Regions from separate parts of the Homo sapiens genome. Here region 1 is linked to region 2. Evidence: read pairs that join two places in POLR2A ChIA-PET (ENCODE). Cell type or tissue: A673. All regions are shown on one strand. Each heading gives the region's core, and the rest is flanking DNA. Links, peaks and the distances in the headings are about the cores only.

Region 1 (12,991 bases), core at 3,071-11,070, 120 kb before region 2:
TAGGACTTTTAGATCTCAAGTTTTGGTCAATCAATTCAGTGACTGGGACATTAACCCTGTGGTTAACCAACAGTGGGCTATCTATCCCCCTCATGGGAGGAGATCAGCAGGCTTTCACAAGGCCCTTGCCTCAGTCACAACCTCTGATCCTCTGGCTTTGATCCTGGGACTATCGAGAGGCAATGTGAATTTTCGCCTCTACAAGGTTCTGAAATAAGTCAGAAATGTATGTTAATTAAACCAATTTTAAGTACCTTCTACATCCAAAGCTAAGAAAATCTATTATTCTATTTCCCTTCCTAAATTATCCGCTATACTCCCAATTGTGGCTTATCTGAAAATGATTTCCCAAGAGAAGAAACCCTCCAGTGGATATTCCACCCTTGGTTTAGGCTTGGTGTGACTTATTATTATGATGCACCAACAATTCTGAATAATGTCAACGATTGAAAACACTCTTCACCATGGAGAGGACACCTCTTACTGCTTTGCTCTTTGTTTAGTTAGTCAGTGTTGTCAGAAGTTCTACAGTGAGATCAAGTGATATCATAAAATGCTCCAAAATGAAGTGCATGGAGACCCTGTAGTAGTAAAAGGCCTGGCAAGATAGAGATGTTCCACATTTGGGTATAAGCCTCCTCCCATCATCAAATTCCCAGAGAGGAATTAAGGCCTGAAGATTAAATCCCCTTGCAAGCTAAAGTTAAAAGACATGAAAGCTCCAGGGAATCGAATCCCCTCAGTAATTTAAATTCTCCTACTCCTGTGAGTTAAAAATCTAAAGACATGAAAGTGCCCTCCTCAGTTTCTTTTTCTGCTCAGTCTCATTGAGAGGGTGGGGTGGGCTCCTGTGGCACCTATAGCTTGGGATTCCTCTCCCTGGGAGGAGTATGGGTCCTTCATGGACTCCAGAATTGTTCTGAAGCAACAATTTTGGTGTTTCATCTTAATATGCTGCACACATTTGTCAGTACTGGCCATATTCACCAAATTAAAAAAAAAATCAATTTTCAGGCTCTAGAGCAGTTATCCCAGGGACAGTTATTTCCCTAGAACCCAGTATTTTATGTTACCAAATACTCTAAGTTTCCTGAGTGAAAAGTAGAAAAAGAAAGCCTTCTTTGTTTTAATGTCTCTAAGACACAAGAAGGTCAATGTCAAGCTTCCAGAATCCTCTTAACAATGCATGCTGTGAGCCAAAGCTGAGTAGGGAGAAATCTCCAAGAGAAACTAATATGACCTTGCATATCTACCATACCTGAAAGGAATATTCACCTGTACATCCATTCTCATTTCCAACAGAATATCATTTGAGGCCAGGTGCGGTAGCTTACACCTGTAATGCTAGCACTTTGGGAGGCCAAGAGGGTGGATCATGAAGTCAAGAGATCAAGACCATCATGGCCAACATGGTGAAACCTCGTCTCTACTAAAAAAACAAAAATAAGCTGGACAGGGGTCACACACGGGTCACACACGAGTCATTCACGGGTCAGCAATGATTCAGTCATGGGTCACACACTGGTCACACACGTCAGTCACATCCCCCCCCCCACATCAGCTATGTGTCAGAACATACCTGCCATGTGTCAGAAATGTGTCAGCCAAGTGTCAGTCATGTGTCACACACGTGTCAGCCACATGTCAGCCACGTGTCACACACATGTCATTTAAGTGTCACGTGCCACACGTGTTAGTCATGTGCCAGTCATGTGTCACCCATGTCAGACATGTGTCAGTCACGTGTCACACACATCAGTCACCTGTCACACAAGTGTCATACACCTGTCAGTCTGTGCCACATGTGTCAGTCACGTGTCACACATGTCATGTGCCAGTCACCTGTCATTCATGTGTCAGTCACATGCCACACACATGTCATTAACGTATAACACGTGTCATACACCTGTCAGTCACGTGTCACACACGTGTCACAGACGTGTCAGTCATGTGTCACAGACGTGTCAGTCATGTGTCACGCACCTGTCAGGTTGTTTAGGTTAAAGAAAACTGCATCCTGGGGAAGGTTTCTTCCTTATAAGAAATTAACCAAATGGGGTACCACTGAATGAGGATGATCTTGAGTACATATACAAGACTTACTAGTTCAACCTAAGACCTTGTTGCAGTTTTCCCCTTGGGAATGTAGAATGGAAGTTGAAACAGCCAATCTAGTACATCTTATGTTGGCTGGACACGAATAATATAAAGCTAGTATGGATATATGAAGCTAATGTGACATAAATGATGATAAATGATATAAAGCTAGCATGGATATATGTGAATCTCCCTAGTGCTCTGTAGTGCACATGAGTTTACCTTCCTTTAAGCTTAAAAAAACAAATGTTGTGCTATAACTAATGTCTCAAAGGCTTATAGGAAGAAACACTTGTGTTTCGCTACAACTGGACCCTTGCCTCGGGGGTTCTTATTGACTCAGGCTTCCTAACATATTCCAAGGCATCTGCAGAGGTCCTGCTGCCCAGACAGGTATGTTACATGTAGTTAAAGTTTGAACTGCTTTTGCCTATACTGTGAAGCTGCCTGTGCCTACTATGGGCCTGTAAGTTTGCTGAGGACAAAGCAATCAGTTTGCTTGCCAGCCTCTGGGTGAACTTCCTCCAGTTGCGGTTTTCTTGCCCCCACTAAATATTCTTCCTGGAGATTTTGCTGAGACCTGAGGGCTCCAGTGTCTTTGCTGAGGCCCAGTGGCTTTCAACTGACATTTCTTTGAAACCTCCCCATGGGTCAGGTTCTGCCTCTGGACTTGGCCTCCTTAAACTATAATCATCCACAAAAGTCACAATACTCTGCAGCCTAGACTTAAAAGTCTTTTGTTCAGGTTGTAGCAGTTAAAAGCCAACTACCCAGCTACAAAAACCTCTGTGCAGGGAGCAAGCTCCCAAAAGAAAGGAACTTCTCCTTCCAAATTCACCAATTAGTGAGAAAATGGGCAGATCAGAAGTATTAAAGGTATAGGAACTCCTCCCCGTAGAAGGAAATAGCAGGGTGGTGAAGAAGTGACTCATTTAGCAGATGCTGCTGCTACCAAAGAAGTAATTTAAAAATCTGAATAATGTCTAGAATCTCATAAGAAGCATTTGACAAACACAGACTTCTGAGCCTGATAATAGAGAAGGAAAATCCTAAATTCTACTGTAGCTTCATATTCCTTTCCAGTGGCTGCTGTTAACAACCTCTCACAAGCCTGGTTAAAATAACTGAAATTTATTCTCTTACAATTCTGAAGACCATAAATATGACATCAGTTTCACTGAGCTAAAATCAAGGTTTCAGCAGGAACAAACATACTCCCTCTAGAAGCTCTAGGGGATAATCATTTATTGCCTCTTCTACGTTTTGGTGGCTGCTGGCATTCCTTGGCTTGTGGCCACATCATTGTAATCTCTGCCTTGGTGTACACATTGACTTTTCTTCTTCTGTGTGTGTCAAACATTTCTCTGCTTCTCTCTTACGTGGACTCCTATGATTGGATTTTATGCCCATGTTTGTAATCCAGGATTATCTCTTCATCTCAAGATCCTTAATTCAATTGCAGCTACAAAGACTCTGTATTCAAATACAGTAAGTAACATATACAGGTTCCAAGGATTAGGATGTGGACATATCTTTGAAGAATCATTTTTCAGCCTGCCACAAGTTTCATGGGGATTTGGAGAAATAAGGACAGCCGCATCTCCCAATATTTTCTTCTATTGTAGGTTGGTGCAAAAGTAATTGCGAGTTTTGCCATTGAAAATAATAAATATCCTAGACAGTTGAACTGCCTTCTTTTCTTTCCTTTATCCCCCATCTCCCACTACCTTATGTTTGTTCATTCTGGTTAAATTCACAAATTAATCCAAGATTATGTGATATTGAATAGAAGGTTATCAGTATAGAACCGGAGAAGCATGAACATTACTCAGAGATCCTGGTCTTGGAATGGAAACAATAAATAACAGTGAGACTTTGAGTTTACTGCTTTTTAAATATTAGGGCAAAGGATAAGCATGTTTTTTAGTTGGACAAGGTATTTTTCATTGCATTATGCTATGTAGAAGCATTTTTTTAGAAGTGTAGAAGAAGGGTGAACATTGGTGTAGGATGGATTAAGTGTGGACCTCAGTGGACATTTTTATCCTTTGTGATTGCCCAGGCTCTGAATCCTTATCATACATTTGGGGGATTCCCTACCTTTTGAGGCAGAGCCAGTTTCCAATATTAAAACCAAAAATGTCAAACATTTGCTTGTAACTAGGGCATGGTCAGTTTCTCCAGAATTTGAATTAGCATTTAGTGACAGGAAGACTCAGGTATCACACAGATCCATTCTGGTGAGTCTGGAAGTTGTGATTTCAGCTACTTCCAGCCTCCAGTGGTAGACTGGAAGAAATTCTAGTGACACCACACAGCACCCAGTGTTGGTGGCATTGCAGTGCAAGCTATGCCCATTGAGGGCTACAGTAATGCTTTTATGGATTAAGTTCTGAGAAGTATTGAGGGTGCTCTGGTTTCTTGGCTGTTGTAGCCTCCACGTCTGTTCTTTCATATTGCAAATATTCTATAAGCTACTCAAAATGTTTTATGTACATTCCCTTTCTGCTTTATGAGCCAGAGTTTCCTTCTAATCATTGCACCTAAGTACCCTGACTAATACAAATGAATCGGTTAATTTTATTAAAATGTAGATAATAAAGTGAAAGATATTGTCCAGAAAATAGAACTAGAGGTTAAAAATCAAAGGAAAAAGGATGAGAAAATTGGAGATCAAACAAGGAGAACAAACATCCAATGAAGGAAGTGATCCAGAAAGATAGAACTGAGAAAAAGTAAAGGAAGAAATTATCAAATAAATAATATAGGAAAATTTCTCTTTACTGAAGGCTGAAAGTTTCTAGACTGAAAGCGTCCACCAATTACCCAGATCAACAAATGCAAAAAAACCCACATCAAGTTATAGAGGAAAAAACAGGTCACAATCAAAGGATAGCAATTCAAATGGCTAAAATATAGGATTCTAGAAGATAGTAAAGAAATACCTTCAAAATTCTAAGGGGATGTGACTTCAACTTAGGTTTCCATACCCCGTAAATCAATCAATCAATCAATCAATCAAGATACATGAGAAGTCCAAAAACTAATTTTTCATGTATCTTTTCTCAGGAAGTTATTGCAGAACATGTTTTAGCAATTGATAGGGTAAAATGAAAAATAGACATTACTTCAAGGAATCAGGGGATCCAATACAGGAGAGAAGTGGAGGGGAAGTTTCAGTATAAACAGCTAAGCATCAGGGCAAGGAAGCTACCAGTTCTCCTTAGAGCTGGATGGACAGTTTCATCCTGAAAGAGAAAAATGATATAACTAAATTAAATGGTTGGCTAGCATTTGAGTTAAATAATTATTGATAGGTACACATCAAAACAGCTGCAGCATTTGAAAAAAACTTGGAATGGGCACAGAAAACCAAGCAGTGATAAATAAAGCAATCACTAACTATGCTTGTAATCAGTAGCAATGATAAATAAAGCAATCACTAACTATGCCTGTAAGTAGCTGGTATTCTGCTACTTGTGAGGCTGAGGCAGGAGAATCACTTGAATCCGGGAGGCGGAGGTTGTGGTGAGCTGAGATCACGCCATTGCACTCCAGCCTGGGCAACAAGAGCGAAACTCCATCTCAAAAAAAAAAAAAAAAAGAAAAGAAAAAGAAATACCAGAAAACTGTATGTGAATGGGAATGTAATAATAATAAACTATTTGACTTGGAAATAAACAATATTTACATAATAAAAATATAAACACTGTGATATAAGAGGAAGTGTAGGGAAGAAAGGAGGTGGAGGGTTGGTGGGAATGTAATAGAGCTAATATTAACAGAAGTCACTAGATAATGTATAAGATACATTAATTAGGAAATAAATGCACAAGCACATTATTTAGAGAAATGAAGTTGAATACCAGAAGACATAATTCATTATGTTTGCAGTAGTTATCTCTCGTTGTCAGACTGAGGCATAGTAAAAGACAGCTTTAAGTATTTTATTACTATTTGATTTAATTATTAAGGAAAATTGTAAATTGATTTGCATCACATGCACTGTTAACTTGAAGCCAACTGTAAAATGAAGCCAACTGTATGTATTGGTCATAAAGAGTGAAAACTATATTTATTTGTCCCATTGTACAAGCCTATTCCAGCTTCAATTCCTTCCGTCCTCCCTCTTTTCCTTTCCATTAAAACAGAAGCTTCCCTTGCCCTAGGTAAAGGGAGGTATCAATTGAAAGACAAAGAGTGATTAAAGTCATGTATTATTTGCTTTGGAGCTTCCAAGTCTGCAGGTCTTGATAATTTAGAGATTATTAATAAATAATTTTACCTGACTTGAGTATCACATTACTCATCAATTTTGCAACCTAATCCCAAATTATATTGTGAATTATTGAAACAAAAGATAATACATCTTTATCCTTATAATAATAGTTATATATTATTGAACGCTTGCCCCATGCTAGATCTGTTCTAGGTATTTTATGTATTTCATCTAATTTATTCCTCATAGAAACCCTATCAAGTAGGGCTATCATTAATCTCATATTTAGTGGAAACTGATACTCCATATTGTCCTTGGATTGTGGCTGGAAATATTCTCTGTTCTCTTTTGCTGATATCCAGTAACTTGAGATCATGCACTTAGATATACTTGAAAAGAGCGTATACACCCTACAAGTCTTATGATTGCCATTTTCTGTTCATGAAACCTTTTTCTGCAACATTCAGTGGTGCAGCTGCAGATCAGGGAGCCGGGGTGTAGGCAGAACGTCTTTCTGTAAGTTCCCGCTGGGCTCAAGCTCTAACTCATTTCGATTATGCTACAATAACTGGCATTAATGCTGTATTTCTTTGTCCCTTCTGAACCCATGGCTGCAGGATATTTTTTACAATGTGGCATTCGAGACAGCAGCTCCTCATCAAATGGAGTTGTCTCAATCTGTTTGCCTTCCTTGATGTATGAGGCCCTTATTAAATGTAATCCTTAGTTCTAAACAATAGTATTCTGGTGAGGTTTGGCTTTCTCCCACTCCCAGATAACTATACAGATTACAAAGTGCTTTCACATGTATTGTTTTATTTTATCAGTGTAGCAATTCTCTGGGCTACATTTATGCAGTATTTATTACATGCCAGGCCGTCTAAATTATGTAACCCCCCAATCATTCAAGGTGGACGTTGTTATACCCATTCTATTGATGGGAAAACAGGCTCAGAGAAGTGAAATGGCTTGCGAAGACAACCAGATGGTAAAGGACAGAACTTGGACTAAAACTTGGACTTCTAAAGCAAGTTCTCAGTTTCTTTCAAACACTGTAGATGCCCTTAGGTTTCCAACCATTGAAGTAAATTCCACTCCTTTAGCCAGTTGCCTGGTGGAATATTGTTGTTCAGCAGGAGTTTCACCCATCTTCGTGTGTGTGTGTGCGTGTGTGTGTGTTTGTGTGTGTGTGTGTGTGCAACATCTACTTCTTTTAGGACCTTGAAATGGACCTATTCAGCTGGCCAACCACGAAATCTAATGCCTTATAAGCACAATTATTTGTCTTATGAGACCTAAGCTTTCTACCTCTTGGAAAGACCTGTATATATATGTCATTGGAAAATAAATTCCCAACACTGCTGTTTCTTAACCTGTGTAATGATTCTGCTGACAGCTGCTGAGTGAGTATAACTAAAGGGTATATAGATACCAAACCTTACATTAACAAAGAATCAAGGTGAATACATGTGCAGACAACCTTTCTTAAATTTCTTGGACCCCATCTTTGCCTAGTATATCTGAAGCATTTGGATCCTTACTTGAAAGGTGTGTTTTAAAATGAAAACATGGTTATTATGTTTAATTTTCTGTCTCTCTCACCTCTAGGTTTTCTAGTCAAAGTAGATTTCAGGCACTTCTTCTGTTAAGATTGTAATTCTCCATTCTTTTTTTCTTTCATATATTTTTTTCTGCAAGTAGAACCTATCACACTATCTTATAGCTGTTTTTTTCTTTAAAATAAAAATTTATAAGACAGGCACATAAATATTAGAAGCAGTTATCTTGCGGTAGGAGTGCAGGGATTATGCATAGGTATTGTTCTTTTCTCTCTGTACTTTTTTTGTGTTTTGTAATTAGAAAAAAGTTACATAAAAATGTACTTTAGTAATCTCTCTAAGGCCATACTTTATTATTTGTTTATTTTTTTTTTTTTGAGACGGAGTCTTGCTCTGTCCCCCAGGCTGGAGTGCAGTGGCGCGATCTCAGCTCACTGCAAGCTCCGCCTCCCAGGTTCACACCATTCTCCTGCCTCAGCCTCCTGAGTAGCTGGGACTACAGGCGCCTGCCAGCACGCCTGGCTAATTTTTTGTATTTTTAGTAGAGACGGGGTGTCACCGTGTTAGCCAGTATGGTTTCGATCTCCTGACCTCATGATCCGCCCGCCTCAGCCTCCCAAAGTGCTGGGATTACAGTCGTGAGCCACCACGCCTGGCCACATTATTTTTTTTTCTTTCTTTTTTGACAAGGTTTTTTTCTGTCTCTCAGGCTGGAGTGCAATGGTGTTCCAACCTCACTGCAGCCTCAATCTCCCAGGCTAAATCTATCCTCCCACCTCAGCCTCCCTAGTAGCTGGGAGTACGGGAATGTGCTACCACACCTGGCTAAGTTTTTGGAAAAAAAATTATCTTTAGCAGAAACAAGGTCTTGATATGTTGCCCTGCCTGGTCCCCAACTCCTGGGCTCAATCGAATCTCCTGCCTTGGCCTCCCAAAGCGCTGGGATGACAGGTGTGAGCCACAGTGCCTGGCCTGAGGCATGCTTTTTAAAATGGTGATGAATATCTCCACAAAACACAGACATGTGAGGAAATAACAAAAATCAGATAAATTTTAAGGAAAAGCAAGGTATGCTCAGAGATATTTATCTTTTCAAATCTGATTTGAACTATACCTGTAACTACTCTGCCAATAAGATTTATTTTCTTCGAGTAGTTTGGAGGAAATTTTTGAGAAGCATTGGGTGAACGGGAAGTGCTCAAGAGATAACCTGATAGGAATGTTCTAAAGAGGATTTCTGTACTGAGAAGAGAGGGAATGATGAGCTCTGAGCTCCTTTTCAGGTCTAAGTTTTTCTAAAGGCCTTTATGGAAGGCAGGCTTTTATAAAAAAGTGGGGAGGAATCTTAGATTTCTAGTTTGGAGGTGGTTCTACTTCAAGAGAGGTTGTTTGTGTTAACTAGTATTTATTTATATAGCACTTTCTCTTCTTCTGTACAAGATCAGATCATAAATTGAATGATGCTTTTCAAGGGCAAAATACCCCTTCTCCAATTGCTACAGGAAATTCACCATGTTTCCCCACTTGTCCAAGACATAGATCAGCTCTCTAGTTGATGATTATGGAGTTCACACTTTATAGCTAAATTTCATATTTTTAGCTCAATTTTTGTTTGTTTGTTTTCTGGTCATGACCCATATACTTATATTCCCAGAGCACAGAAAAGCAAAAGTGCTTGTGTCAGTGGATTCCCCTGGTCTGCTACTGGTTCTACGATCCCCTGGAGGGACTCATAGGACTCAATGTATAGAATGTATAGTCCTATTCACAGCAAGTATTTATTGCAGTGAAAGGATTCAGATAAAAATTGGCAAAGGGAACAGGTGCATGTCCAGGGTAAGTTAGGTGCAAATTTCCAGGGGTCCTTTCTTAATGTAGTCACAGAGGACACTCTTAAATTTCTCAGTAATGAGTTGTGACAACAAGTGTGAAATGTTGTCCGTCAGGAAAGCCCGTTAGAGACTCAGTGCCCAGGTTTTTCATTGGGGTCTGGGGGCATGCCCTCTCTACCTGCCTCTGCCTGCCATGTACCCAAATTCCAGACTCCCAGAAGGAAAGCAGGTGTTCATTGTAAACCATATTTGCACAGTTTAGGTACAGTGAGCCATTCTTGCCAGTGAATGGTAGGAATCTTCTGAAATCTAAGTTTCCAGATGTCAGCCTAAAGGCCAACCTTGTAAGCAGGGCTTTCTAAGGATAGCAGTTTTCAAGTCTGCTATGTTAACTCTTTTCTGAACTGTGATCTTTCAGACGTTTTCTGAAAAAGGGATCTAGTCTTGCCAGAAGAGGAAGGGCCTCTGACTCTTCTTTTGTAGATTTTGGAGAGATCCTAAGCACTGAACAAACCTCCCTTCCTTTTAACAACAGAAAGAATAGGAAGAATTATACAGGGACAATCAGTAGGAGATTTTTTTTTTTAATCCTTCAAATGAGACCAAATAAGTAGAGGCTTGTCTGCATGGGCATAACAACTTGGTCCAAGTAAATAACCATAAAAGAGATCCTTTACCACAACCCAGTGTCTGCCTTAAGTATGTGTTGGAGCAAGAAAATATATATATACAAGAGCCCCAGTAAGCACTTAGAGGCATCCTGCTGGCTGACTGACAGGGGCTAAATGCTAACTTCAGGTTTAATACACAGTCATCACATTAAACAATATTTACTTGCCAGGATCCTATTGTGTCTGGCTGTTACAGCTCCTTGATGTTTTTCTACTCTCCTTGCCTGGATGTCCTATCCAGCACATTGTCTGTCAGCCCTTTTAATTGCCTTTTTGATGACCCTAAGTTCCCTGTGTGTCTCCTAAGGTGCCATCACTGCAGAATCAGGAGAGTTGCCAGTCTCCTTCCTTGCTTACTTACTGTGTCTCTTGGTAAAATATGGCTCTCCTGGTTATCTGGTAAAGTAATGGCGGTGGGAGGAAGAAGAGTTAATGGGGCATCATCTCTGAAAAGTTGAGTAGATGGGACTAGACAAAGAATGGCAAATATGTGGCCAGTCCCCTCACTCCAGGCTCCTGGGCCTACGGTGCACAGAGAGCATGGCGTTATTTCTTGTTGTGTCCAACACAGTAATTATTCTGGGCAGCCATTTTCAATTCGTCAAAATTGACATAAAAATTGAAGGCTACTTATTCCTGGCTTAGATTGCTTTTAAAGTCCTTTTAATTTATAAGTTAAGTGATTACTTTATTCTTGTGAAGTGCATATAAGTAAAAACAGGCTAAGTAACATGGCTTAGTACCATGTACTGTGGAATATATAATATTTTTACTAATTACTGTGGAATATCTGATATTTTTAGGTGAAATGTGGACAAACATTTAACTATTGTAAACTTATTATGTGAATGAGGAGAATTAGTGAACACATCAAACTTATTTGTGAAAATGAAATGAAGTTTAGATTTATTAATATATTATATTTATTTAAAGGAAAAGGAGCCAAATTAAAGGTTATTTGGTAAATAATAGTACAGGTATGGCAAAAATCACATAAGTAGATTCAAATCCTTGCTTCGAAATGTCCTGACCATGTGAATTTGAGACAGATACTTAATCTCTATGGACTTCAGCCCTTTCACTGGTTGAAGGAAGAAAGTACTGCCCGCTTCCAGTGTTGCTGTAAGTATGAGAAGTAATGATATAGAAGCGGGGAAGGGAAGTGCTGGGAAGGGAAGGGCATGGTCCCTGGCGAGGGCTCCACCCTTGGCCTGTGCCCAATGACCTAGGTGAGGACAGATACTCCAGCCTTCCCGCCCAAATGTTGCATTTCCCAAGACCACCCTGGCCTGCCATGTCCCCATCATGTGCCTATAAAAACCCTGAGGCCCTAGCAGGCAGACACACAAGCTGCTGGAAGTTAAGAGAAACACATCGGTGGAAGAAGACACAAGTGGCTGGACATCGAGAGGACATGGAGGGGACCATGCTGGAGGAAGAGCACACGACAGATGCTGGCAGGCCAGCAGGCCATCAACAGGTGGAACAAGGCGGCAGTTGGAGAAAAGCCCAAGCCGCCGAGCGGCCCAACTCCACAGGAAAACCATCTCTCTTCTGGCTTCCCCATGTGCTGAGAGATATGTCCACTCAATAAAACCTTGCACTCATTCTCCAAGCCCATGCGTGATCTGATTCTTCTGGTACACCAAGGCAAGAACCTGGGATACAGAAAACCCTCTGTCCTTGTGATAAGGCAGGGGTCTAATTGAGCTAACAGAAGCCGCCTACAAACAGCTAAACTAAAAGAACACCCTGTAACACATGCCCACTAGGGTTTCAGCTGTAAACATTCACCCCTAGACACTGTCGTGGGGTTGAAGCCCCACAGCCTGCCCGTCTGCATGCTCCCCCTAGAGGCTTGAGCAGTGAGGCACTGAAGAGGCGAGCCACTCCTCCATTGCATGCCCCATGAGGGGGGCAAGGGAAGTTTTCCCGTTTCAGTAATATATGTCAAGTTTCTAGCATTGTGACTGACATATAGCAGACACTCAATAATAATCAGAATTAACTAAATGCTTACTATGTGACAAGGTTGTTCCAGAGCTTTATCTGTATCATTCTAATCCTCCAAAAACCTTTATGAGATAGGTACTATTATTGCTACCTTTTTTGCCAGGGAAGAAACTAAGGCACGGAGAGGTTAAGGTGGTATAATTTCCCAAGTCACAAGTTAGTAAGTGGTAGAAGGGAGATTGAACCAGGTGGTCTGGCTCTAGAACCTCCAGTTAACTATATTCTAACATCTACCATTTTAAGTACAATCTGCCATCATGTACTGAACGTTACCATTTAGGGGCCTTTCTCCAGGACCCTTTAGGTGGTCCCAGACACATGCTAACAGGGGCACCGAGGGACACTCAGCCTGGCTGGGAGTGGATGGGATGTATGGGGGACTAATGAAGGGACAAGCTGGTTACTGTTAATGATAGAGCAAGAGGCTCGGATTGTTTTTGATGCATAATGAGAACCAAGTATAGGTATTGATACGCTGATGAAAGTCAGGGATTTTTTAAGGTACTGGACATAAAAAGTGACATGATCAAGGCCCGCTAGTCTAGAGGTGAAGCAGCTGGCTAACTGCAGTAAAGAGGAACAGATGGTATGAGATGAGTC
Region 2 (12,991 bases), core at 2,849-10,848:
AAACAGCTGCATCAATTTTCCTTATGGTTGGAGGAAAACCCAGGGTATGGATGCCTCTTGGATAACCTGCTTGTACCTCATTTCCTCTGATGGCCCAGAACTCATTTCCTATTGAAAAAATAAATCCAAGACATTTTACTTGAAGCCATTGATTTTAAAAATAATTATAGTGCATTGTTGTGGTAAAGAGGAAGGCTTGGTTTTAATTCCAACCTAATAATGTCCAGTTCACAGCCAGTCCTTAATAAATACTCCCTGAATGAGCGAGTGAATGAATGAATGAATAAATGAGTAGATAACTCTGATTCACTGCCCTTTCTGTGTCTTATATATTTGTATCTATATGTTATAGTTTATTTATAGATCAGTTTTAGTTATTTCTTATAATTGTTGGTAAACTTTTAACCTGAATTTCTCACCTAGACCTCTCTCTCTTAAGTTTCATACCAATAGATCAGTTGCTTATTGGACACTTCCTTTGAGATATTTCACAGTCACCAATTCCAATCTGTGCTTCTTGTGAACACTATCGGAATTCATTCAAATTCTAGTGAGTTAGGACAATAAAATCCCATCAATCTCTCTGCATTTACTTTGTTACATCACTCTCCCAGACCCCAAGCCTGAATTCCTTCTTCGCACTCACTGCCAGATTCACTAATCTAAAATGTCCATCTGTTGTTTATCTCTCTTGCTTCGTCTGAACCGAATGACTTGTATCTGTCTGAGCAGTTCCAGATATGCTCTTACTTGGTAAAAACAATTTCTTCTTTCTTAAAGACCTTTCTACTTTCTGTACACCCAGCCCATCTCTGCACAACAATAGAGAACTTTAAGACCCATCCTAACATCACCTCCCCTAAGGGATCTTTGCTGAGTCCTGGGTATGAGTCAGGTGCTCCCATGGCACCCTTCCTTCTCTCAGTCCCAGCACTTGTCATATGTAGGCTGCCAAAGGCTTCATCTCTGCTGCCCCTTCTAGAATATGAGCCCTTTTCAGTCCTGACCTCCACCAATGAGAATGGCGTCTGACACAGTGCAAGTGATATGTAAATGTGAGATACATTACTTGATAACAATACGTTAGAGTTATGTAATCCTTTACAATTTCTACTGCAATTTCACATTCATTTGATCTTCACATAAGTGAGATTGCCAGAAATAAATATTTTTAAAATCTCCATAAAGCTTGACATTTAAAAATATTCCATTATCACCTATGAGTCTAGGGAAAAAATAAAAATGAGAAATTAAAGAATTAAAATTGAACAAAATGAAAATACTGCATATCGAAATTTGCTGGATGAAACAGAAGAAATGGTTATTTATAGGTATAAATGCTTGTATTAGAAAAGAAAAAAGTTACAAGTTAATAAGGTAAGTATCAAACTTAAGCTATAACAATAATAACAGGATCAATTCAAAGTAAACAAAAATTAAGGCAACAATAAAGATATGAACAGAAACTAATTAAACGGGAAATCAAAATATAATATAGAGAGTAAATAAAGCCAAAAGTCAGTCCTTTGAAAAGATCAGTAAAATTATTACATATATTATGAGATTGATGAAGAAAAAAGAGAAAGGCAAAAGGATTCAGTATTAAGAATGAAAAAGAAAACAAAACTTCAGCAATAATTCAAATTACAACAAAATAATTTTCCAAAAACTTTTTCTGATGGATTTGAAAACAGACAAAATTGGCAAATTTTTAGAAAAACATGTTAACAAAACTGACTCAAGAAGTAATAGAAACTCTAATAGCATATTACCAATAAAACAAATTGAAACAGTAGTTTAAAAGTCTGATAAAGAAGCCTCTATACCTGAATATCTCCATTAGTTAATTTATCTCTCCCTGCACTGATACTACATCTTACCGATTAAAGTTTTATAACACAGGGCTTTTCTCCTCATCTAATAAGATGGGTTCACCAGGAGCATCCTGGCTATTCTTGGCCTTTCCTCTGCCATATAAATTGTAAAACTAATTTGTCAAGTTCCATGAAAAATCTTTTGGCATTTGGTATTTGAAATGAAAATGTCTTGTATCTATAGATAAATTGACATTTTTACTATCTTGCATTTTTTATGAATATGGAATGCCACCTATTTTCTTAAGAGGTCTCTAAAATAAAGTTTATAATGTTCTTTGTACAAATTTTATTTAAGTGTTAGCACAAGGTCTTTCAGTAATCTAAACTTTAATATAATGGATAAAACTCATGTCAATAAAATTTTTGCAATAGGATTTATTCCAGCAAGTTGAAATTCTTATATAGTACTCACCTTTAAAAATAAAAACGGTGTCCCTGCTGTTAACTTCATATGCAGCATCCAAATATGATGGAAGAGAGGGCCAAAATGCAGAAATCAAATGAAATTCAGGTTCAGGGTTCCAGTGGGATCTTCGCCAAAAATATCTGTAATACATAAAATTACTTGCAATTGTCTTTCTCTTTTAGATATGTGAAAAAAAAATTCTTTTTTTTTAAATCCATGCTAATTCACCCATTCATAGAAGTCTGTATTAAACCATCCTCCTGCATGTGATTCCAGGGTAATGAAATCGATGGCAGGACTTGTGACTGGTTCCAGTAAAATTATTTAGCTTGGTTCCATTCTAAAAGTCCATAAACAGTGTGCATATTATGTCCTAATATTTTAAAAAATATTATGTGTATATTGATGCTTGTATATGAGTAGAACATTTTTGTAAAGAGTCAAAGGAAATTGGTAGCAGTGGTTGCACATATGAAGGGAGCTGGAGGACGGTAGGCCAAAGACTGGAGAGAGATTTTTTAACTCCGTATCTTTTGGTAGTGTTTAAATATTGTGCCACAAGCACATATCACTTTTTTCCAAAAGTAATTAATTTAAATAGTAGCATATATTAGTAAATGGAAAGATACCACCCTGCTTCTAAGGATCCACCAGTGCTTTCTGAAGAAGTTCCATGATATATGATATTTTAAAAAAATGAACGAAACAGATATAACTCCCTGCCTTAATCAAACTTACAGTCTAGGGACCAAGAATCATCCCTTATAAGTCTGTAAAAAATGATCTGGACAATTCTAAGAAGATGTTAAAAATTCAGCAAGAACTAGATCTGAATGATTTTAAAATGTAGAGGAAATTTTATATTTTAAAAAATCTCTGTCAAGCAGAAAAAGTAACTACTGGGTACTAGGATTAGTACTGGGGTGACAAAATTATCTGTACAACAAACCCCTGTGACACGAGTTTATCTATATAACAAACCTGCACATGTACCCCTGAACCTAAAATTAAAAAAAAAGCTCTGTCAAGTTTCTGTTTTTCTTTCTAAGCACTGTACATCAAAAGAATAGATAGGAAAATATAATTTTCTGGTCTGACCTGTCTTTAAAGAACAGATATTCTCCCCTCAGAGTGCTGATGGCATCGAAGGACAAAGCAGGATCACACTTGGCTGGCATCTCAGATCCCGAAGGAACAGATTTTGTGGGCACCAGGGGTTCCTCAGTAGAGGCAGGGGGAGGTCCTAAAGGAAACAGATTTGGGGATGCAAACATTAAAAAAAAATGTGATGCATCTGTCAATTTGTGTGCCTTTCAAACATTCTCAAAGTGCTTCAGGCCAAATCAGAAATACTTTAGGTAGCACTGGAAAGCTTTCTGGAGGACTGTCATTGTAGATCTGCAATGCCTAATTTTTCCAGCATCACTCACCGTAGAGAGACTGAATGCCATTCACATCATCTTGCGAAAGGCGGAACTGGGCGAGCTCTGTGAATGAGTTGTAGAGTGGGTACATCAAAGCTTCAGTGTTGGCTGAGTGAAAGAGCCCCAGGGAGTGGCCAAGTTCATGAGCAGCAACGAGGAATAAATTGGTGCCTGTATGAAAATCATAAATGTTCAGAATTCACCAGCTCTTTCTTCCATAAATACACATACAGAACATATGCCAGCTGTACAGGCCATCCTTGAAACCACAATGTCTTTTCAGTATTTGTGGATTGGTTCATTGATTGGCACATTCCATACTTTATAGAAATTAATGTGTTTTTCAAGGTTGACTTTAAGTCAATATATAAGACAGTTTTTCACCGTATCCCTCCCTAGATCCCTCCTTGGTCAGGAAAACTAAGACACTTTTCCTATATTGACAAATGAGAAGCATTATTTTCAAAAGATTTTTTTTTGAAAGGACAAGACTAATAGCATGTCAGTAAATATAACTCTTCGTTGTCTAAAAATAAAAAGTCATTGTTCAAATTTAGGAACACTTGCCAGTTGCAACCTTGGTTAAAATTAATCATATAACATTTACGTTCAAACTTTTAAGCCAGAAGACTGTGGTTATTTCTTGTGGGGTTTAGTCTGATTTTCTCTTCCTCCTCTTCATCATACTCAAGTAATTTTTTTTTTTGAGACAGAGTCTCATTCTGTCGCCCAGGCTGGAGTATGTGTCCAAGCGATTCTCGTGCCTCAGCCTCCTGAGTAGCTGTGATTACAGGCACGTGCTACCATGCCCGGCTAATTTTTGTATTTTTGTTGAGATAAGGTTTCACCATGTTGGCTAGGCTGGTCTCAAACTCCTGGTCTCAAGTGATTCACCCAACTTGGCCTCCCAAAATGCTGGGATTACAGGCATTAGCCACTGGTGCCTGGCCATAATCAAATAATTTTTGATTGTCAAAAATCTTCCCAGTAATAGGTGCCATTGGATGTGTACAATCTTTAGTTTAAAACAGAAACATGCCCAATAACAGTTTTCTGCAGCACAAACACAGCTAGATTCAGCTTTTTAAAAATATTATAAAAAGGGTTTTATTGAATTTAGTAGTAGATATTATTTAACCAAGGCTCCAAGAATTGTGCAGAAAAGAACAGTTGTTCAAATAAAAGGCAATCATTTCATGCAACACAAACTTCAGTCTCGTGAGACAGAGTCTCACTCTGTTGCCCAGGCTGGAGTACAGTGGTACAATCTCGGCTCACTGCAGCCTCCATCTCCTGGGTTCAGTGATTCTCGTGCCTCAGCCTCCTGAGTCTTGTACTCAGGAAAGATGTTCTTTGCATTTACATTAAAAATCCCAGGCACTGTCAGAAATAGTGATTATTTCAACAGTGTGTTTCTAAACTTCAGAAGCCATTTTAAAAATTAAATAGCATACAGTTAATTTTAGTCATTATGTTTAGATGTAAAGTGTTTCCAAGCCAATTTAGGGCGAAAAAAACCCATCTAAGCTAGAGACAGTGACATGTTTATTCGAAAAGATGACCTAACAGTTTTTTTTCAGTTCCTGGCATTTTCTCCTGATCTCTACTTTTAAGTAAAAAGGAGGCCAATGAGAAGAAAGAAAGAAAACCTGAGGGCAAATGTTAGGATTGGAACTGGTTTAATGGAATTCATTCTATCCTAATCATCTATCATTAAAGTGATGAAAAACATTATTAATTATGCTGATCCTCAAACCCCCACAAGATCCTGAGTTGTGGAGATGAGGTTGAATGGTTTTTACAATATTGTACTTGGTGGGGGCAAACATGAAAATACAGACATTTTATAAAATTCTTCAATAATGATTGAAACAAACAGTACTTCTGTTTAAAACTCAGGTAATAAAAAAATTCAGTTACTAGTATATTCGATTTATTGCTCGTTCTAGATAATCCAATTATTTTTGGGTAGGATTGGACATTATTCCTGAAATGTTCCCGAGAGGTTTACGACCCACCTGATGCATCTTCTGTCCATTTTTCATCATCATCAAAGTGAATATCTCCATAAAGCCCAGGTCCAGGTGGGTAGGCATGAGCCAAACTGTGTCCTGGGCCATCAAAAGAGTAAAAGTCTCCATGTTCTGATAGGGAACAAATTAATGGAAATATAAGTGTTCAGAATTTCTTTTTACCCTGTTCCAATTAAACAACAGTAGATTCTATAGTCTGAATGTTGGTGTCTGCTGCAAATTCATATGTTGAAACTCAATGCCCAATGAAATATAGTATTAAGAGGTTAGGTCTTTAGGAAGTGATTATGTCGTAAGTGCTCTGCCCTCATGAATGAGATTAGTGCTTTTATGAAAGAAGCTTGAGGGAACCTCCTGGCCCTTTCTATCGTGTGAGGACACAGAAGGTACCATCTATGAGGAATAGGCTCTCATCAGACACTAAATCTGCTGGCACCTTAATCTTGGACTTCCCAGCCTCCAGAATTGTGAGCAATAAATTTCTGTTGTTTATAAATTACCCAGTCTAAGGTAACTTGCTATAGCAGTCTGAACAGATGAATACACCAGATAAATGGATGCTTTATTTGATTACCTTTAACTGCAAAAGAGATCATTATATCAGCCTCTCCTTCATACAGCCTGGAGAATGTGAGTGGAGTCACCTCTTCCCAGACTTTCAGAGCTTTCTCAATGGCAGAATCAACAGCATCTCTTGGCAAATCTGGTGTATAATTCACAATCCTGGAGGAGAAAAATTGAAGAGGATGTTATTTTCTCCTGCCTTTATGAAAAATTGTTAAAGAAAACTTTATGTTACTTATCCAAATATGACGAGTAACTTATAAGGTTTCAATATTATGTGAAAACTAATCTGAACCATTACCTGTATGTAAGGTGGGTTTTCCTCCACTTCGGCATGCCAGGAAAGGAGCTGAAGTGACCAACGTCAGGAACTCCACACCTGGGCTTGCGCATCACCTCCAGAGTGTCAGTGTCTAGCTTCCCTGTCACCTCCAACCCAAGGAACTTCTGCATTCCTTGGATTTTTTTAACAATGAGATTACTGTCCTTTCTTCTAAACTGTTTCACATCCTTTTCGAGGTTGTAGTACTTTTCTAGGTATTGCTAATGGAAAATAGAATTTTTAGGGCATTTTTGTGATTTTCCATCATTTATCCAACTTTTATAATCCATCGTAATTTTCCTCTAGTTTCTTAAAACAAAAGAGGCTATCACATTTAATTTGATTTTTCATTAAGACTCCCCATTTCATACAAATTTTTAAATTTTATTGCAATGTTAGTTTGCTAGTCAAGTAAGGAATTGGGGATTGAAAATTCAAGTCTAGCATTATTTTTGTTAGTTTTTAAAGAAACCCTCTTTTAACATAGTTTTGTGAAAAGTTAGAATACTAACCTTTTCTACTTACATTGTTATTATAGACCTGGTTTAAGACTGAAGTGTGGTAAACTCTTTTGTCCAAATATGACAAGTAAAAATATGAAAACTATTACCTGATATGATTTAAAGATCAAACTTAGCATGCTCCCCTCCCCAATAATTTTAACTAAATAAATTCTAAAGCCAGAGGAGTTTCATATATTCTCCATATGTTCTTTTCACTTAGCCACAAATATACTGCTACTATTTTATTGTAACCTTGAGCAGTTATATTCCCTTTCTGAACCTTTCTTTTCTTCTCTGTTAACATAAAAATAATTTCCACCTCCAGCCTGTTAATTATTCTCTGATGCTACAGTTTTCTAACAAAGTGATCTCTAGTCTAATCATTCTGCTTTGTATTGGAAGACCAAGTAGACACAATTGAGCTGGCCAGTAGCTGCAATAGATGCCACCGTTAATTACCTGGGCAAGATCCTTGTTGGAGTCCTCCTCTTTTGCTGCCCCACTCAGAGGATAGGCAGAGCAGACTGGCAGACACAACAGCACAAGGAATGCAAGATGCATCATTCTCACTGCCCTTACCTTCTTTGTCTACTGGGCTTCTAGCTCTACCCCCTAGTGGCCTTTCTTTTATACAGAGACAATGCTGAGATCACCAACAGTATGATTCATGCATGTGTTTTTTAAGTCTGAATGTTCACAAACATTTAATGTAATGGTGATACAGCCTACATCAGTATTTTCCTTCAACTTTCTAAACTTGAAAGAATGATTAATCCCCAGGAAATGATTTCTGTGTTTGTAAAGACGAAAAAGAATTGGCTAGATAATTCACGTCTCTGTATTTACTTAAAGAGAGCTGACAAGCTTGGTAAAATGCCAAATGTTTTGACATTTTAAAATCAGTGCAATTTTCTTTTAAGAAGATTATGTTTTAAACTTAAATATAAGCAGGTAAGAATTAAGTAGGTCAACGGAAATAAATTCCAAATATAGTCGTGGTCTAAATGTGGGAGTTGTTATTTACAAAGATATTAAAACAAATATTTCACTTCTTGAGTCCTTGTTTACAATAGCTATTATTGATTTTCAGATGGATTTACTGGCCGTGGAGTAGGGGTATTGTGAGAAGGACATGGAGCATGTAGAGAAAAGAATCCAAAGAGAGAAGCTTTGGTGTTCACTCATTCTCCATTTCCCAGTGTATAATTATGTTCAAAGTAACTGCTCCATAAAACTTGTTAAATGGAAAAAATTAAATTGCATGTTAGACTGAAATGGTCCTCCTACCCTCTTCCTCTTCTTTGCTTTTAAAAATTCTTTTCCCCCTTTCTTTCTCCTCTTAAGGTACAAAGGAGGAGATGGATTGAGATCTGTAATGGGAAATGATTTCAAATCCTCCCTTTCTTTCACATGTCTAACGATCCACCCCTGCCCACAAATAGTATTTTCTTTCTTGTTTTCTCAGCCAAATAAAGTGCTTTTTACGCAGTAACACAGTAAGTCTGCAATAACTGTTTTGTCAAATTAACCTGTTAATATAAAGAACCCTGAAATTCTTATAGTAAAGAACTATATTTTTCTCTCACTAAAGATAAATTAACTCTACCATGTCTGAAGTACATAATTGCAAAGTGATGAGAGATTAAAATAATAAGTGTGTAGGAATGATCTTTTCAGTATCGCCCACCATCCCCACCCTACTTAAGGTAGCCTGGACAGGTGAGACTTCCAGGAACCAAGAGGCTCTGAGACTTCCAAGCCAGAGTTGGAGAGAAACTGGGATATACACTGAGCCAGCCAAGTCAACTTGTGACTTACTGTTGCCAAAGAGTTTGCTCTACAGTGTGGTGACATCAGCTTGAATATCAGAGGGAGAAGGACTGACAACTAGACTCAAATAAAGTCAGCTGGACATTGAGCAAGTACAGTCAGGCACTGTATAATGTTTCAGTCAACAATGGACCACATATATGATGGTGGTCCCATATGATTATAATGGAGCTTGATATGGTTTGGATCTGTGTCCCTGCCCAAATCTCATGTCGAACTGTCATTCCCAGTGTTGGAGGTGAAGCCTGGTGGGAGGTGATTGGATCACGGGGGCGGATTTCTCATGCCCATTTAGCACCATCCCATCGGTGATGTTCTTGTCATAGTGAGTGAGTGAGTTATCATGAGATCTGGATGTTTAAAAGTGTGTAGCACCTAGCCCCTCTCTTTCTTCTCCTGCTCTGGCCATGTAAAGTGCAGGCTCCTCTTTTGCCTTCCGCCATGATTGTAAGTTTCCTGAGGCCTCCCCAGAAGAAGGTGCCACCATGGTTCTCATATAGCCTGCAGAACCGTGAACCAATTAAATCTCTTTTCTTTATAAGTTACCCAGTCTCAGGTATTTTTGATAGCAATGCAAGAACAAACTAATACAGAGCTGATAAGCACCCATCAGCTATTGTCATTGTAGCCAACATAATGTCATAGTACAATACATTACCCATGTGTTTGTGATGATGCTGGTGTAAGCAAACCTACTGTGCTGCCATACGAAAGTCTAGCACATGCAATTGTGTACAGTACATAATTCTTGATAATAGTGATAAATGACTGTTTATGCATTTACTATACATTTTATCATTTATTTTAGAGTGTACCTTTTTTTTAAAAGTTAACTGTAAAACTGCTTCAGGCAGGTCCTTCAGAAGGCATTCCATGGTTACTGCCCTATGCAGGCATTATTATCATAGGAAACGACAGCTGCATCAGCGTTACTGCCCTGAAAGACCTTCTAGTGGAACTTGATGTGAAGGTAGAAAACAGTGATATTGATGATCCTGATCCTGTGTAGGCCTGGGCTAATTCGTGTTTTGTGTCTTCATTCTCAAAAAATAGTTTAAAAAATAAAAAAAATTAAAGATAGTAGAAAGCTTATAGGATAAGGATATCAAGAAAAAAATATTTTTGTACCTCTGTGAAACGTTTGTGTTTAACCTAAGTGTTATTACAAAAGAGTCAAAAAAAGTTTTAAATTAAAAAGTTTATAAAGTAAAAAAGTTACTACAGTAAGCTAAGGTTAATTTATATTGATGAAAGAAAAATGCTTTTATAAATTTAGTGTAGTCTAGGCATACAATGTTCATAAAGTCTACATAGTGTACAGATTCACTCACCACTCACTCACTGACTCACTTAGAGCAACTTCCAGTCTGGCAAGCTTCATTCCTGGTTAGTGCCCTATATAGTTGTACCATTTTTTATCTTTAATACCATCTTTTTATTGTATTTTTTAATGTTAAAATATGTGTAGATACAGTAATATTTATTATTATGTTACAATTGCCTCCAGTATTCAGTAGAATTTCATGCTGTATAGGTTTGTAGCCTAGGAGTAATAGGCTTGCTGGGCATGGTGGCTGACACCTCTACTCTCAGCTACTTGGAAGGCTGAGATGGGAGGATAACTTTCCCCAAGAAATTTTTAAAAGGCTATACCACATAGTCTAGGCATGTAGTAGGCTGTACCATAGAGGTTTGTGTAAGTTTAATCCATGGTGTTTGCACAATGGATAAATTGCCTAAGGACATGTTTCTTAGAATGTGTCCCCATTGTTAAGTCACACATGACTGTGTGTAATTAATTCAGGCCATTATTTTGTCATCTGTAAAATGGGGTGGATATAACCACACTCACAAAGTTATTTTGTATGCTTTATGCTGGGGAACAAATCTCTTCTTATTTCACTCCAACACCTTTAACAGACAAAGCTTGTTGGCCTGACAAATCTGTGACAATGCCCCTAGGCCCTGATTTGACAAGCTGTGAGATGCCCATTTTCGCTTGAGTCATAACTTTATTAGTGTTGACACATCCTGTTAATGGATTTTATTATGTGGTAATGATACAATGAAAGTTTACATTGTAGTAATAGCTACGACTATAATTGGGAGCCTATAGGGTAGCACATGCCTCACAGAAATGATGTTAGTGTTTAAACTTGTCCTGCATTAAACCATGACACCTGGTAGAAATTAATGCCCTGGAGCAGGTGAGTCCTATGTTTGTCTTTATATAATTCATTACTTGTTAAACCTACTGAAGTATGTATAGGGTCAGGCAAGGAAGCATACAGAGCTCATACTTAAAGAAAGGTGAAACGCCTGGTATTGAGCTTCCACTGTAGTCAGTTCTTAAATGTGAGTTATTTTTAAACTTCAGAACAACCCAACAAAGTTGAGATTAGAAAAATTGAATAATAAGCTCACGATCAAAAGCTAACAAGTGGGAAGAGATTATTCAGAACTGCCAGAAGAAACCTTCATGACTACAACTTGGATGTTTATCAAAAACTTCTTGGCTTCATTCCATATCTTTGCTATTGTGAATAGTGCTGCGATTAACATACAAGTACAGGTATCTTTTTGACATAATGATTTCTTTTCCTTTGGGTGGATATCCAGTAGTGGGATTGCTGGGTTGAATGGTAGTTCTATTTTTTTGGTCTTTGAGAAATCCTCATACTGTTTGGAATACTATGCAGCCATAAAAAGAATGACGTAATGTCTTTAGCAGTAACATGGATGGAAGTGGAGGTCATTACGTTATGTGAAATAACTTAGAAACAGAAAGTCAAATACTGCATGTTCTGATTTACAAGTGGGAGCTAAATAATGTGTACACATGGATATACTGTGTGGAATAATAGACACTGGGCACTCAAGAGGGTGGGAGGGAAAAGAGGGATGAGAAATTATCTAATGGGGGCACAATGTCTTCTGTTCCAGTGAGAGTTACACTAAAAGCTCAGACTTCAACACTATGCAATATATCCATGTGACAAAACTGCACTTGTACCCCCCAAATATATTTAAAATAATAGTAATAACAAAAGTTTTAAAACAACCTCTTGGCTTGGACCTTGGTTCTTCCCCAGCTTTTTTTCTTTTATGTCTTGACACTGTTCTTTATCTCTCATTCTTTTTTTTTTTTTTTTTTTGAGACAGAGTCTCACTCTGTCTCCCAGGCTGGAGCGCAGTGGCGCAATTTCAGCTCACTGCCAGCTCTGCCTCCTGGGTTCACACCATTCTCCTGCCTCAGCCTCCCGAGTAGCTGGGACTACAGGCGCCCGCCACCACGCCCAGCTAATTTTCTGTATTTTTAGTAGAGACAGGGTTTCACCGTGTTAGCCAGGATGGTCTCGATCTCCTGATCTCATGATCCGCCCGCCTCGGCCTCCCAAAGTGCTGGGATTACAGGCATGAGCCACCGCGCCTGGCCTATCTCTCATTCTTGAACTCACCCCTGAACATGCCTTCAATTTATCTCCTTAGCTTTTGTTCTTTTCTCCCAACTCTCTGATCATCCTGCTAACACAGCTACTTCATTTGATCTATGTTTATCTGTTCTGTCACTTGAAGTTCCTCTTGGCCTGTGCTGCACTGATGTGATCCAGACAGAATGCAGGTCTACAATCCATTGCAATTTCAGTAACTAAGACTGAGAAATGCCTAACGGTTTCTCACTTCCAGTTTATTCAATTCTTGGGAAAACTGGTTAGCTATTAATTTTCAATACCCAAAGACCTCTGATTTTAAGGTTGTACACTTATACATATAATCCTGCGTCAACCATGGCATGACATTGACTTCAGTATTTTGCAACTTCTTCTTTTGTTGGAAATTACTGGTTTTTACACAGACTCATAACAAGTGAAAAGTTGATCTCTTTCCCATGCTTTTAGTTCCAATTTGACTGCTTCACAATGGGAACACAGTTTATTGTTAGATTTATATTCATTCTTTTCTCTATTCTGATAGTTTAGTCAAATATTGCAGGCCACTTGTGCTTGCTATAGAAAATACTATCAATGGAAG

The links. Peaks named below come from ENCODE experiments on the same cell type or tissue, not always from the same donor. Only the 100,000 strongest peaks of a DNase experiment are listed, where the experiment ranks them.
Region 1: POLR2A ChIA-PET joins it to region 2 with 12 read pairs; 2 of 35 experiments call an interaction of 5 or more read pairs at or near these places.

The regions. Positions count from the first base shown.
Region 1 is chr11:102,652,321-102,665,311 of GRCh38, forward strand. The region is part of intron 1 of MMP20-AS1 (MMP20 antisense RNA 1); the gene reads left to right. Among named protein-coding and RNA genes, the nearest start is that of MMP20-AS1, 18 kb to the left of the region's middle. RefSeq lists an enhancer at 11,035-11,204. In A673, for the core only: no CTCF peak of the experiment used is centred there; no DNase peak of the experiment used is centred there; H3K27me3 peaks cover 2,540 bases.
Region 2 is chr11:102,772,899-102,785,889 of GRCh38, forward strand. It overlaps MMP10 (matrix metallopeptidase 10), which reads right to left and starts at 7,730. Exons shown (of 10, transcript NM_002425.3): 1 at 7,589-7,730; 2 at 6,606-6,847; 3 at 6,315-6,463; 4 at 5,726-5,851; 5 at 3,714-3,878; 6 at 3,382-3,526; 7 at 2,290-2,423; 8 at 1-108. The coding sequence starts at 7,693. It also overlaps the pseudogene WTAPP1. In A673, for the core only: a CTCF peak has its summit at 7,752 (motif pointing left); a DNase peak (open chromatin) is centred at 7,753; H3K4me3 peaks cover 271 bases; H3K27ac peaks cover 1,237 bases.